2 separate regions of the Homo sapiens genome follow, and region 2 is linked to region 1. A link is a loop called in an ENCODE intact Hi-C map of the cell type or tissue named here. Cell type or tissue: mammary epithelial cell. All regions are shown on one strand. Each heading gives the region's core, and the rest is flanking DNA. Links, peaks and the distances in the headings are about the cores only. Region 1 overlaps COL4A6 (collagen type IV alpha 6 chain). Region 2 overlaps COL4A6 (collagen type IV alpha 6 chain).

Region 1 (2,928 bases), core at 213-2,712:
ATAAATTGACTTTTCCCTTATAAACGTTATGGTCTGGATGAGGAAACAAGACTCTCAGCTATGCAACCTTAGGAACATTGCAAAGACTCTCCCATAACAACATGAGACACTTACCCAGTGAATGGGACTTAGGGAGTATTGTGGTTCACCGAAGCTGAAGTGGTCATGGAAAATATAGAACTTGAATTTGGCCTTGAGAGGTACGGAACAGTAGGAAGAATATTGCATTATGTTCAGAAGTGTTAGAATCCACTTGTTAACAGTGTGACCCAAGCCAAAATAATCTTCTTCAGTGTTATCATCTGTAAAATGGGTGATTTGGATTAGACCAATACTTCTTAACAAAAGTACACCCCAGGAGGTATTTTGGAACTTGTGAGGCCATTTGTGATTGTCAAAATGATCAGGGAGTCAGGGACACTTACTAGGTGGCTGCCAGGAATGACAGGTGTTCTGAATACTATGCATCCTGAAGGATAGAGAAGACCTCTGGATATTCATGGAGATGAAAACTGTTTATAATTATTTAAGTCTAGAACATAACCACATTTTACATATTGAAATGAAGTTTTTCATGGTTTTCTTGTTACAAATAAAACTGCCCAGTAAATAAAGGGAAGATTGTACTTCCTGCCCCCCACCCACGATCATCACCATGAGTTGTTTATCATTTGAGAGAATCACTGCACTTACTAATAGCAACTGCATTCATGATACTTGAATCATCAATACTACATCCCAGTGTCATTCTGTGTCAGCAGCCTGTTACATTCATAATAATTCTCTATAGAGCTGTTGGCCTCTGACTACCACTTCATGACATCTTCTAATATAGCCATGTATGAGCTTTTATATATTGAAATACATATCTTTTTAATATAAATTACTTTTCTTCTTTTTTTTTCTTTGCAATACAGTTAGGGCATAATATGTGCTTTTAAAATTTTTGCTTAATTAGGAGATATACCTAATGCTAAATGACGAGTTAATGGGTGCAGCACACCAACATGGCACATGTATACATATGTAACAAACCTGCACGTTGTGCACATGTACCCTAAAACTTAAAGTATAATAATAATAAGATTTAAAAAAATTTTTTTGCTTACATTTTTATTATAACTTATTCCTATGAATTTATTTTTAGGATAGCAAGGGAGAGTAATAATTATAATAAAAATAATAAAGTACTGCTCGGATAGAGTTAAGAACCACTGTATTAGATGATCTCCCAAAGCCTTTCCAGTTTTAATTTTCTTGGGTATAAGATGGGCTTGATCTTGAGAGAAAAGGGAGAGCATTCCAAGGTGGAAATGACACCAGCCACATGGCCTGGTCAAGCAGGGGGTGGAGTGTCCCCAGACAAGCCAGGATAAGGCAGAGGCTTCTCAGGTCTAGTCTGGTCATGTTCCCTGGAAGCCTGCCTTCACTCCTCCCACCTCACTGTAATTGAAGACTCCTGGGGAAACTGCCAGGGCTGGCATTACAGGAAATTGCCTTGTGGCCAACAGGGCTTCTCTGGTTACTTTCCTCAGTGACAAAGGACAGTGATGATTTCCTGTTAGCTGAGTGTCTTTGCCTCCTTGTTCTGGCGAGTTCCTAAGAAACCTTAGCTTCTGATTCTTATGGTTTTGTTCAGCTCCTGCTATTGTTTTTTTTTTCCCTGTCTTATCCAGTTCCCTTGCTTCCAGCCTCTTTGCTCCATGCTTGAGGGGTCTGGAAATTTTTCATCTACTATAGACCAATTTTATGGAACACTCAAACAGACATTGTTTGGAAGTAGGCCATAGCTCCAAATAGATGCCATTTCAACTTTGGCAACACCTGTCAAGTTCTCTTCCTTGAAGGGGATGACTTTTATCACTTAATATTATGTATTATTTTGTATTCTTAATAATTATATGTGCTTGTTGAAGACTGCTTAGAAAACACAGAAATGTATGGAGAAGGAAATACAAATTATCCATAATACCAAGAAATATAGTACTCAACATTAGACAAGGGTGTAAGCATAGGTGAAGATAAAATTCAATGCTGCTCTCTCAGTTCTCTCTTGTATTCCAGCCCCTAGCTTCCTCCTGCCAGAGTACCTCTTGATCTCACCCTTATTAAAACTTGCCTGTCCTATATTCCATAAAATGGAAGGTAAACTGGAAAGTGTGCAATAACACTTACCATGTCAAGGGCTTATAAGAGAGATAAAATATAACGTATAAGGAAGGTGTTTGGAATCTAAAATAGTAATATTTTGTCATAGCTTTGCCATCTTTACCTTATTACCAAGGTGTTGTGATGATAAAGTGTTGTGGGAATGTCTAAAGAGATAAGAGACCATCTGAGAAATTCACAGTGCTCTCTAGGAATTAGGAAAAGGCACACAGTACACAGAGGCAAGAATGATTAAGTGTGAGGTCAGCTCATAAATATGCCTTTCTCTTTGGAAAAAACATCCAACATTAAACAAAAAAGTTGGATGGTACTAAATCCATCCCAGAGATAAAGTTCTTGTTACAGATAACAGTTAGAATTTATGTTTTCCTTTTTTCCCAAGGTGGATATGGTCAGAATGGCAGTTTTTCTCATTGTTGAGTCCTTGTATTGAGGTTCTGGTAGACAAAGGACTTAGAAAACACTAAGGCTTAAGGGTTAAGGTCAAGACTTTGGAGTTAGTCAGACCCGAGTTCAAATCCTAACTCCATTAATATAGTCACCAAAAATTCCTTGAGTGTCATCCATGGTTTCAGACATTGGAGATGCAGTGTTGGACAAAACAATGAAGTCCCTACTTACATGAAGCTTACATTCTAGTAGGAGTAAAGAGAATGTCTAACGATGAAAAGGTAATGAAATGATATGATTGGAAGTAACAGGAGACTCAGCAATGGCCTCTCTGAGAATGGACAATTGAACTGAGACCTGAGTGATGAA
Region 2 (2,928 bases), core at 173-2,672, 83 kb before region 1:
TCTGCTTAACCATTTTGTGCTTCAGTATCTGCTTGGCCATTTTGAACCACAATGTCAGCTAATTAGCCTTTTCAAAAAGGTACATTTTTGTCTAATTGGTAGTTTCTACCAGACTTCAATGGAATTCCTTTGCTTGGTATCAGCTATAGAAAGATGTGTTTGCACTGAGGGTGGACAACACTACAGCAAGGACCTACATGTGTAGGCAGAGACTGATCTAACTAATCAGTAAAAACTGCAAATGAGCATCAGTTCCATACAATGTCTTTGTGATATGATTACATCAGTATACCTACTTCTCCATATGTGTTTTTTTTTTTTTCAGGGAGTTAGATGGCTCCTCTCTGCTTGTTCTTTTTGCCTAATATTTTTGTTGTCCTGAATATCTTCCATTAATTGAATGTCATGTTTTTATTGCTTACTTGAATGCATACAGCATTCAAGGGCTGTGGCAGATGAAAAAGAAATAGAATGTGCTGGTCTAAATCACCTAGTAATTTAATGACTAGTTTGAGAAACAAGACATAAAAAGAGATAAACAAAAGTGCACGCCTGACTATATTTAAGCAATAAATGATAAAGACATTAACAATTGTTGATTGTTAAGTGAGTAACCCACTTTTGGAGAGGATGAGGAAGGCCTCAAAGAACAGATCATCACCATCATAGCTAATTCATAATTTCTATGTAGAATAGGCTTAGGGTATAGCAATCTGAGTAGAAGGAAGGGTTGAGGGACTTGTCCTGAAACTGCATTTACATTAACAAACATACTGTTCTTATGTAGATTATATGCTTATTTATAATGGATCTTGAAGAATACTTAGGGCCTGGCTTAGTGAAGGAGAGAAAATCTTCTTGGTTGAAGAGTCCCAATCTACTGTGTGTATAACTGAATTTGTGGAAGATACGATGTGTAAGACAAGGTTTCTGTTCTCAATAATGTTGTAACCTGCATGGAGAGGCACCATATACATGAATAGAAAGTCATTACAAATAGAAATAATTTTGAGATAAATGTCATTTGCAAGTGCTAAGTGATCAAAGGAGAAAGAGAGGTCAGCATTTGCCTTGGTGGTCAGGGAAGCCTTCCTGGGTCAGGTGAAACTTTGAGCTAGGCCTTGAAAGAGACATAGAAATCGAACAGGCAGAGAAAGGGAGCTCATGTCAAATTACATTGATTGTCTTCCCTGACTTCACAGTCAGCACTGAATGAACTCTCTTCCTGTGACTCACCTTCTGAATGACATCATTTTATAAATCTTAGGTGCATCATGACTTGCGTTACTTTTGAATTGGAAGTGTTATCTCCCCAACAGCCTGTGGAATGATTATTTAGCACTGGCAGGTAGTGCTGCATCATACCTTTCTGTTCTGAAAGAGTTAACAGAGCTTCTATAGGTATCCAACCAGAAGTTCAGGCACTGGACCTAGACTTTAGATAACAGAAATGCCTTTGTGCTGGAGTACACTTAATGAGAGAGAGCACCTCTGTCCCGACACATTTGATGAATTCACTCAATTTGGGAAAACCCAGACCAGCGCACAGACACTAAGATGAGAAAAGAAAAGGTTTCGTTCACCTTCTTCATTCCAAGGTTGTGAATTCATTCTTGGGAGGCCTTGAAAAGGGAGGGTGGAAAGAGTAGGAGGAGGAGTGGAGGTGGGGGATACGGAGTTTCTGACCTGAATTCCACAACAGAGGAATGTGTGAACAGCAAGAGACACAGGTACAGGCTAGTGCTCTCACATACCTGAGGAAAACAGATTTTACCCAACTTCCACTCTGTCCACTCTGCAGACAGTTGACAGTGTGGTAAAGAGAATTAATAATTCTATATAATTATTTTATTTAATAACTTATTTTTATTTACTAATTTTATTTGTTATTATTTATTAATATGTTTTATTTCCCAGAGTTTAGGGAGGGTACCGTGAAAAAGGAGAGAGAATTAACATTTTAAAACACTTAAACACAAAAAAGAAATTGGCTGTAGAATGTCCAAAGTGAACAGTTTAATGCTGTTTAAAGCGGTCCTGGATCAGCCATGTTTAAATGAGGTATATGAAGAACAAAAATCATGCTTGTTCTGATTCGTCATAAAACTACAAGGTGGTTAACTGGGAGAGAAAATGACGTCAGCCCCTCTTATTATGAAGCCCTTTGGGAAAGCTAGTTAGATGTATTTTTTACTATCTTTGTGAGAGACCCTTGGGACAGAAGTTAGTTTCAGAAAATGCAAAACATCCACAGGGACAATCATAGTACATTTGTTCACATTGCCATGCAAACTGTAAAGGCAAATATAAACTATAATTCAGGGCACATAGAAAAGTTAAGGAAACATGGGAAGTTGATTCTCCTGCTTAATAAGACTGACAGGATAAACCAAAGTCAAATCATTTATATTTTATAAGCTGTAATGTTTTCTAGATATTGGGTTAAGGAAAAACATGAGATACCTGCAGTTATTGCATCAACTCATTGTAATTTTTGCTTATAGTTCTTTTCTTTTGAGATTGATAAATATTATCTGTGGAGATTTTTCTTCTCACCTAAAGAAAGTTCCTTTGGCTGATGGGGCACATTTCACGGTATACACAGGATCTGCTGTCATAGAGAATAGCCCTATAAACCCTCAAACTGATAAGTTATTTCAACTTTCAACTGTGAGTCAGAATCTGATGCTCCAGAGGTAGCATGTGGAAGATCACACAGTAACACATGTTTAGCTTTTGATGAAGAGCTTTATAAACTTTGCTAGGAAAAGGTACTCTTGCCCTTGATCTTTCAGTAGTGCATTGAGTGACAAAGACAAGCAATAGTAAATTGGTTGGGGTGGAGTGGAATGGTGATGACATTAATATAAAAACAAACTTCACTGAATACTATGTAAGTATACCATCCTAGAGAAAGTGGTATATGGC

What was found. Hi-C counts contacts between places; a loop is a spot of excess contacts. Peaks named below come from ENCODE experiments on the same cell type or tissue, not always from the same donor. Only the 100,000 strongest peaks of a DNase experiment are listed, where the experiment ranks them.
Region 2: a loop joins it to region 1, with 11 times the contacts of the local background. A loop is called at or near these places in 9 of 110 quality-filtered maps.

Annotation. Positions count from the first base shown.
Region 1 is chrX:108,311,663-108,314,590 of GRCh38, reverse strand. All of the region lies in intron 2 of COL4A6 (collagen type IV alpha 6 chain), which reads left to right. Among named protein-coding and RNA genes, the nearest start is that of COL4A6, 130 kb to the left of the region's middle. In mammary epithelial cell, for the core only: no CTCF peak of the experiment used is centred there; DNase peaks (open chromatin) are centred at 720 and 1,430; H3K27ac peaks cover 2,176 bases.
Region 2 is chrX:108,395,038-108,397,965 of GRCh38, reverse strand. All of the region lies in intron 2 of COL4A6 (collagen type IV alpha 6 chain), which reads left to right. Among named protein-coding and RNA genes, the nearest start is that of COL4A6, 42 kb to the left of the region's middle. In mammary epithelial cell, for the core only: no CTCF peak of the experiment used is centred there; DNase peaks (open chromatin) are centred at 1,345 and 1,565; H3K4me3 peaks cover 368 bases; H3K27ac peaks cover 2,500 bases.